2 separate regions of the Homo sapiens genome follow, and region 1 is linked to region 2. The links are chromatin loops, found by intact Hi-C in ENCODE. Cell type or tissue: IMR-90. All regions are shown on one strand. Links, peaks and the distances in the headings refer to the core of each region. The heading gives the core; the rest is flanking DNA.

Evidence for each region. A loop is a pair of places that touch in the nucleus more often than their neighbours do. Peaks named below come from ENCODE experiments on the same cell type or tissue, not always from the same donor. Only the 100,000 strongest peaks of a DNase experiment are listed, where the experiment ranks them.
Region 1: a loop joins it to region 2, with 3 times the contacts of the local background. A loop is called at or near these places in 7 of 110 quality-filtered maps.

What each region holds. Positions count from the first base shown.
Region 1 is chr3:186,847,189-186,851,586 of GRCh38, reverse strand. All of the region lies in intron 1 of ADIPOQ (adiponectin, C1Q and collagen domain containing), which reads right to left. Among named protein-coding and RNA genes, the nearest start is that of ADIPOQ, 6.7 kb to the right of the region's middle. RefSeq lists a silencer at 2,863-4,398 and an enhancer at 1-4,398. In IMR-90, for the core only: a CTCF peak has its summit at 2,026 (motif pointing left); no DNase peak of the experiment used is centred there; H3K27me3 peaks cover 376 bases.
Region 2 is chr3:187,677,598-187,681,995 of GRCh38, reverse strand. No RefSeq gene overlaps it. Among named protein-coding and RNA genes, the nearest start is that of SST, 9.4 kb to the right of the region's middle. In IMR-90, for the core only: CTCF peaks have their summits at 2,188 (motif pointing right) and 2,918 (motif pointing right); DNase peaks (open chromatin) are centred at 2,215 and 2,935; H3K27me3 peaks cover 195 bases.

The sequences.
Region 1 (4,398 bases), core at 277-4,276, 830 kb after region 2:
TATTTGAAATATGTATTCTGGAGCCCTAGCAAAGAGCTCAAGTGGCACAGGTAGTCAAAAGCCTCCCTGTCTCAAAATCATTCTTTGATATCCCCCTCCCAGAAAAGGGCCCAATACAGGTATAGGGACTTTTATCCCCTCTCAGATTCTGCCTCCGATCTTAGGGGGATCTTAGGCCTCCACCTCAGATTGCTGAGGTCTTAGTCTTCCCACTCTCACCAAGGAGTTGGGAGAAAGCATCTCACAGAGAGAAATAGGTCCTAGGATCCTGGATTAGAGGCATCACTAAGACCCTCTGTGGGTTAATGTGGTTAATCCCAAGAATCTGATTCTAAACAAAGTGTAGTCCATGTACTTTATTTTACCTTAAAAATTCACTATTTTTCATCAGTTTGCTTGTCTCTTCTAGATTATATGAAGTCTCCAGAATTAGGTTTGTCTTCAGGACAACTGAAGGTTTGTTGAAGACAAACCTACTCCTCTGTGAGGGATGGAAGAAAGACCGTGATTGGCAATCTCACCCCAAAAACATGGGCCTGGTATCTGGAATCCCACTCCTATGCCCCATTACCTGGGGTTCTATACTACCCTCTTCACGTGGCACATCCAACTCATCTTTCATCTTTATCATATATATGAGATAAATTTTGTATATACATATAAACTATATGTATATATTACATATATAGTTCATTAAAAATAATAGTTATATAGTTCTTTGGACATGACAGAAAAGAAAACAATACTCAACTCCAAGAATGTCTCTGTTTATTTTTAAACATAGTGGAATCATACTTTATGTAAAACTTTATTCCTTTATTTTGTCTTTGGCATTTTCTAGTTTTTATAATGACTATTTTTAACGTCTCAGAGTGAGTGCTAGTCTAGTAAGTGGATATAATCAATATATATTTGACCATTTATATTTCATCAAACTTTTAGCATATTTTCATTTTAAAATATTATTTTATATTCTGTAAGAAATTATACTTTGATTTTTAAATAATATTTTAAATATCCTTAGGCATGTAGCTTTCCCCAAGATTATTATTCTGTTATGACAGATTCCCAGAAGTAAATTACTGGACCAAAAGGTATGCACATTTTTAAGTCTCCTGATACATATCCCCACATGGCAGCATATGTTATACTGCCAACCAGTAGTACATCATTAGTGTGTGTATAAAAGGGCATACCTTAACTACCCTCATCAGCTTTGGGTATTATAAAAAACATTTGTGTGTTGTCAGTTTAGTGAGCAAAGGAAATAATGGTACCTCACTGCTCTAGTTTGCTTTTTTTTTTTTTTTTTTTTGAGAGAGAGGATTTCACACTGTCACCCAGGCTGTAGTGCAGTGGCACAATCTCGGCTCACTACAGCCTCCACCTCCCAGGTTCAAGCGATTCTCATGCCTTAGCCTCCCAAGTAGCTGAGATTACAGGCATGCACCACCACACGCAGCTAATTTTTGCATTTTTTAGTAGAGACGGGGTTTCACCATGTTGGCCAGGCTAGTCTCAAACTCCTGACCTCAGGTGATCCGCCCGCCTTGGGCTCCCAAAGTCCTGGGATTAAAAGCATGAGCCACCACGCCCAGTCCTTGCCTCTAAGTGTTAAACAGTTCTTATTCATGCTAAGATTTAGTAAGTATTCAATTTTCTTCTGTTTTTTTCTATTGTTTGATATAGTTAAAATTTCACTTTTTAATGTAGCTCTGATTTTTTGTTTTGATGTAAGCTGTGACCTAAGGTACTCAAATGATTTCTCCCCACTTGAAGACTAGCTGTTACAACACCTTTAATTGCATTAATTTTTTCTCTCACTATAGATCTGATGCATCATTTATCAAATATCAGGTTCTAATATGATCTTATAAGTAAAGTAACCATTGATAATGAAATGGCAGACAGAGAGAAGAGAGACAGAAACAGCAACAGAAACAGGTGCAATCAGACTCAGGTGCTGCCCCTTTAGGTGTCATGAGTCTTTATTTAAGACCCACTACCATCATTTATATGTACATTTGTCGCCCTCTACTGAATTTGAAGAATTCAGGAGAGTGTTCTCAATAGCTTCTGGAAATAAAATGAGAAACAGCTTAGGTTTGACTAGTCTCAAGATAAGAAAAAAGAGGTGAGCTACATGAGAAGCCAAGGGGAGACCAGCAAAGCCCCTTTTGCATTTTAGGAGAATTCTTGTTCTGAGACTTTACAGATTTCATGCATCTTTAAACTTCCTCACTGCTTGTCACCTCCACCCTTTCTTATTATGGCTTTGGCAATAAAACTCCTGAGAAGAACTTTGAGCTCCATGCATGTTTTTCTCCAGAAATGGGAAGAATCTGTGAGGCTCCATCCTTTTCTGCTGGGAAACAGGAGGAGAGAATCCAGAATATGTGAAAGCCCCAGAGATAAAGGGTGACGGGGGGCTTACCCCAAACCTTGGAGAGAGGGCAAACTCAGGGGTCTCTGGAGTTTTCTGGCTCCTCCCCCTTTGTCAAAAATAAAGATCTCTTTCTCCTACCCTAAGGGAACACTGTTTGTCCCCAAACTTCAGTATTATGGACAGATTTCTCCACTAATAGGTGCGATCAGCCTGGGTTCCATGACAGTGGCACGGGGTAGAGGTGCCAAAAATACAAGAGTGTGATTAGCACAGGAGCCTCAGAAGTTTCCAAGACCAAGAACGGACTCTGATTGTAAAAGAAAGTTGCATTCCAACTTAATTCTGGGTGGGAAACCAGCAATTAATAACAATTGAAGGTCAGTGCAAACGTGCCTAATTTTCAAAAAAATTTTCAAAATTATTTGTGTTCTTTTTTATTTTACTTATTTATTTATCTGGAGATGGAGTCTTGCTCTGTCGCTAGCATCTTGCGCTCTCCAAGTCTCAGGAGACACATTAGAGTCAAAAGCAGGGCTTTGGGAAGATTAGGTAAAATAAGTTTTGAAAATGCCACATGAAAATGATACTCCAAGGAACCCTCACCCATGTCAGCGTTCTCATGTTCCTCATCTCACATAATCCCGTTTAGCGGATTAGGAAGCTGAGTCTGAGAAGCTCCGTGTCATGCTTTCGGAGGCACCGTGATGCGATGGAAAGCTCACCGATTTGGAAGTCAGAACAGAGTCTCTCAGGGATCGTTTCCTTAATCTCTCAGTTTCCTCATCTCTAAAGTGGGGGTCATATATATAAAACGACAAACATATAAAAATACCTATTTTTTTAGATATTGCCATTGTTACACTTTGCTTGTTACCCTTCCTTCCTTCCTTCCTTCTTTCCTTCCTTCCTTCTTTCCTTCCTTCCTTCTTTCCTTCCTTCCTTCCTTCCTTCTTTCCTTCCTTCCTTCCTTCTTTCCTTCCTTCCTTCCTTCCTTCCTTCTTTTCTCTCTCTCTTTTTTTTTTGTTTCTGAAGTGGAGTCTCGCTTTGTGGCCCAGGCTGGAGTGCAATGGCACCATCTTGGCTCACTGCAACCTCCGCCTCCTGGGTTCAACTGATGCTCCTGCCTCACCCTCCCAAGTAGCTGGGATCACAGGAATCCACGACCACACCTGGCTAATTTTTTGTATTTTTAGTAGAGATGGGATTTCACCATGTTGGCCGGGCTGGTCTCAAACTCCTGACCTCAAGTGATCCGCCCGCCTCGGCCTCCCAAAGTGCTGGGATTACAGGCATGAGCCACTGCGCCCGGCCTGTTACACTGTATTTCTATCAGAAAAAAATTATTACTAAGTAATAGTGAGTACTATGATCTAAAACTCAATTATGCCTAAAAAGAAAACTTTTACAAGGATCAACAAGCTAAATCTCAAGTGTCACAATTCTTTGCCTTTGTAAAATGCTATTTGTTGTGTCCCTGTGGGCTTAGCATGGCACTAAAAGTTCCTAAGTCTCAACTCTGGTTATGTGTCATTTAGTGACTCAGGAATCTGCTTAATTGTTTTTGGTCACAAAGCTTTTGGCAACGAAGGAGTGATGAAGCTAAGCGCACCCTTGAAGTGTCATAAAAAAAAATGAGGTAGTATGATCAGCTGTACAGTTAGAGCAATAAAAAGTCCAGGCAGACCTTCTGATTCACCATAATCAATTTAAGATTTCTTAATGTTTCTTTCCTGGCAGCATACAAAAAGGCAAAATTAATAAATAACATAGTTGTTGTATAACAAATTTTGTTACTTTTTATAAAACAAAGGGATCTATTTTATCTGTATTAAAATTAAAAATTTTGTGGACTTTAAAAAATTTTTAAAATGCTATTTATAAAACCCTTTTCTCACCTAGTGTCTCATTCGATTCTCACAATCATTTTGAGAGACAGGATAGGGTAGAATAGGGAGCACGGGCTCTACGGTCTTGGTGCTTAGGCACAAATCATTTGTTCTGACCTGTAATGC
Region 2 (4,398 bases), core at 332-4,331:
GGGGTTTCGCCATGTGGGGCAGGCTTGTCTTGAGCTCCTGACTTCAGGTGATCCGCCCACCTCGGCCTCCCAAAGTGCTGGGATTACAGGCGTAAGCCACAGCACCTGGCCCGGCCTCTTAAAGAAGAAAATGAGGATTAGGGTCTGAAGGAACAGCTCTAGACAGACATGGAATCTAAGGACTAGAGGAGATTGGGAAGTTTTCTCCTGTGCTCATTGCTCATTGTGGGAATCTTTTCTGACTAGAGTTTATCTTGCCTCTCCCTGGTTCTAAGAACACAGTTTTTCTGCTGAACTAGTTCTCTTGTTAAGAACCCAAGGCTGACATCTGTTTCCCTGTGACTCCTGCTTTCAAATGCGGCTATGCCAATAGTTTATTATTATTATTTTCCTCTAAGGCATGGCATTGGTTCACCAATTTATCAGAAAGTTTTTATGGCAAGGAACTGCAGAGCTGAGGTAAACAGGAGAGAGCAGTGATTTCCCTTAAGCAAGCAAAGCAGTTGGTGATATAAACAGGTCAAAAGCTGAGTTGAGGCAAAATATACCTGAGAAAGGTAGGCTTGATCTTACCTTACCTTTAATGCAGTGGGAAGGGAGAAAAACCCCTGAAACTCTCCATATTTATGTTGTTAGCATTCAGAGAAAGCATCCACCTGCCACATATTTACTGTGCAGCTTTGGGCAAATCATTTCACTCTTCTGGGCTTTTATCTTCACACCTAACCCACCATCCCTACTGACATGCTACACCTGCTTTCCAGCCTTAAAAACTGATGTGCATAACATCTGAGGAAACTTTGGGAGAAAAAATTCCAACGTGTCCACAGTTGGGGTTTAGCTGACCGAAGCATGTCTTCCAGAAGGGAGGGTGGTGAAGTGGGGTCTTGCAATAGGAGCAACATCACAAGAGCAGACTCTAGAGTTTCTTAGTCTAATCTAATATTTAAGAAGAAGGTGTTTGGTAGAATGGGCCCGACTCTATGTAAAAGCTTGGGGTTTGGAAAGGAGCAGTGGTCCCGGGTATGGTGTGGAACAGACTCAAATCCAGCTCTGTCTGATCCCCTTGGAGCTTGGGGAAATGATAGGTGTGGCTATATGTGTTTCCTGTGGCTGCTGTAATAAATTGCCACAAACGAGTAGCTTAAAACAAGGCAAATGTATTCTCTTGCAGTTCTGGGGGACAGAAATCTGAAATCGAGGTGTCAGCAAGGCCACACTCTTTCCAATCTTACCCTATAGGGTAGAATTATTCCTTGTGTCTTCTTGCTCCTGGTGGCTCCAGGCATTCCTTGGCTTGTGGTTGTGTCCCTTCACTCTGTGTCTGACTTCACGTGGCCTTCGTCTCTGTGTCTGTGTCTTCTCTTCTGTCTCTTGTAAGTATCCTTATCTTTGGATTTAGGATCTACCTGGATAATCCAGGATGCTCTTATCTGAAGATCCTCAACTTACTTATATCTGCACAGATCCTTTTGTTTTCTTCCTAAATAAAGTTGCATTCACAGGTTCCTGGAGTTAAAATGTGGACATGTCTTTTGTGGGCCACCATTCAGCCCACTGCTCTTGGTAAACACCACTGTCTTAACAACCAGGGACCTAAGCAGCTCTGCGGTGAGACCCTCTAAAAAGATGGAAGGCAGAGGAGAGAAATAAGAGAAGAGGGGAGTTCCAGCATCCCAGGGCAGCAAGGACTGTTGTCATGTGACTCTTTAGGAATGAGTAGCCATGGAGAGAATGGCAGCCTAGAAGGTCCAAGTGCCAGCCGAGTGCATGCAGGTGGGTCATGGCTCAAGGCAGTGCATTCCAAACTCATGTTGGTGACTCAGGAGTGGATCACACACTTAATGACCAAGTTACAACCTGCATTAAACAGAAAAATAAACAAAATAGAAAATAATTGGAATAGCATAGTTTATTGTAAGAAATAAAGGTAAATATTGTTTTGAGAAATGTATGTGTGGGCATGCATGAGTGCACTGGGTCATGATGTAAAATGTCTTTCCCACATAAGTTCCCATCAAAAAGTTTGAAAGCCACCGGTGTATGAGACTCCACCCTGGCACTTTACAGCAGCATGAAGAGGGCTGTGGATCAGGGAATCGTCCTCAGTTCTGGGCATAACATTGGGATTGACCTGGGACCAAGGGAGCTCTGGCCAGGCACAGAAGCAATATCCTGGACAGCCACAAGAGGGAGCGCTCAACTCATGCAAAACCTCCTTTGGAGCTCTCCCCGCCTCATGGCCAGAAGGTGACCTTGCAAAGAAAGTGAGATATGGGTGAAAAAAAAAAAAGGGATTAGGCCAGTAAACAGTGAGATCAGTTAAAAATGTGACATCGATTGTAAGTACAGGTTTGTGAGGCTGGGAAGCTTTCGGATTACATGCAAAAGGAGGGTTTGTATTAAATCTGCAGTTTTCGAACATTGTTTCCCCTCGAAACCCTTTGTTTCTGTGAGATTTTATGCAGAATCCTAATCAATGAAATAATATCCCTGTGACAGGTGTCCTCCCCATGTTGACAGTCTCCAAGGACTGTGTGCAGAGAACTCTAGACCTAATTAGAGGAGCTATAATGAATACACTGGATTAGAAGGTATCTGTAGTCCCTGTTAGTGCTGATTCTTTGATTTTATGACTCAGAACAAAAATCTATAAAAGCTACCAAATCTTGACTTCTTTTTGAAGCCAAGTCTCTGAATGCCCAGCCCAGACACTGGCACAAAGTGTTTAATAATTGAATGTTTGAAGGAAGAGTTTATTTTGCATGCTTCTCTGCAACTGCAGCACCAATAACATAGTGCATAGTGAGCACCCTTTTTAATAGTGAACACTCTTAGAAAGTTGGTGGAGTAAATAAAAGAATGAATGAAATCCTGCCCTAAAATTTTAGATGGCGCCTTCTATCAGTCAAGCCAGCAGAGGGCAGGAGAACTCAGCTTAACAACAGCATTCTCTCTGGTGGGCGGAAGCATCCCAGAAGCATGCGATAAAGGACAGGTCTGGTTGTTTTGTAAGATTAGGAAATGCACAGCCAGAAGGATAAAGACACAAAGCATGAAGGTCCAACCTGGGGATCTCCAAATCTCTGCACACGAACCCCCAGAGCTTTCTCTGTAGATTAATACCCTTATCAGGGAATGGGATTTGGCTGACTGCCGGATACATAGAGAACAGGACAAGAATTGCCAATCTTGCAAGAGTATTTCAACCACTTGGTCAGAGAGATTCAAGGAACCTCACAGTGTACTTGTGTCAAGGAGAGAAGATAGAATTAAAAATCAGAGGTTCGGCTGGGCGCTGTGGCTCACAGCAATTTGGGAGACCGAGGCGTGTGGATCACAAGGTCAAGAGATTGAGACCATCCTGGTGAATGTGGTGAAATCCCGTCTCTACTAAAAATACAAAAATTAGCTGGGCGTGATGGCGCTCCCCTGTAGTCCCAGCTACTTGGGAGGCTGAGGCAGGAGAATCGCTTGAACCCTGGAGGCAGAGGTTGCAGTGAGCCAAGATTACACCACTGCACTCCAGCCTGGGTGACAGAGCAAGACTCCATCTCAAAAACAAAAACAAAAACAAAACAAAAACAAAAACAAACAAACAAAAAACAGAGGTTCTGACTCTGAAACTAGTTATGTGGCCTCGAGAGGGCCCTTTTCCTTCTCTTGGCTTTGGTTTTTCCATATGTAAACTGAGGGGTGGGACTAGATCATTTTTTAGTTTCTGGTCAGTAGGTGGATCCATTTCTGGCTTCAGTCCTGCCCCTGCCCTCAACTCTAGGGGTAATAACAGGAAAGTCAATGAAGCAGGTGCTTTAACCTCAACAAGGCAAAGCCAACCTCATCGCCCTTGCTGTTCTCAAGAAGGAAAAGGGGAGTAGTGGTTGAGTAAGAAGAGACAAATAGGAGCCAGAAAAAAAAAAAAAAGAAAAATGAGACAGAGGATTGACAGGGACAAGAGGAAAGCAAAAAAAAAGGAAGAAAATAGAGACAAATATAAGAGAAAGATGACAGGGAGAGGGAAGAAGGAACAGAGCTGAGTGAGATAAGAGAGGAATGACAGTGGACAGTGGTTTATGACCTAATAGTTTTCTAGGACGGTAAAAATCCAGTTTCAGACTAGAATTAAGCTTTTAAAAGATACAGATATCTGAGCCCAGCCCAGACCTGTGAATCAGAATCACTTCAGTTGGGATCCAAGCATCTGTGGTTTATAAATGTTTCTCAGGCAATCCTGGGGTGAAGCCAAGGTTAGGAACCACCTGTCTAGAGTAATACTCATAAATTTGAGTGTGAGAAAATTGGAACTGTTGCAGAGATACTTTCATTCCATGGGTGATTTTTGTGTTTATGTGGCTTCTATCATACTTTTTCAAAATAGAGGTTTCTGGATCATCTTAA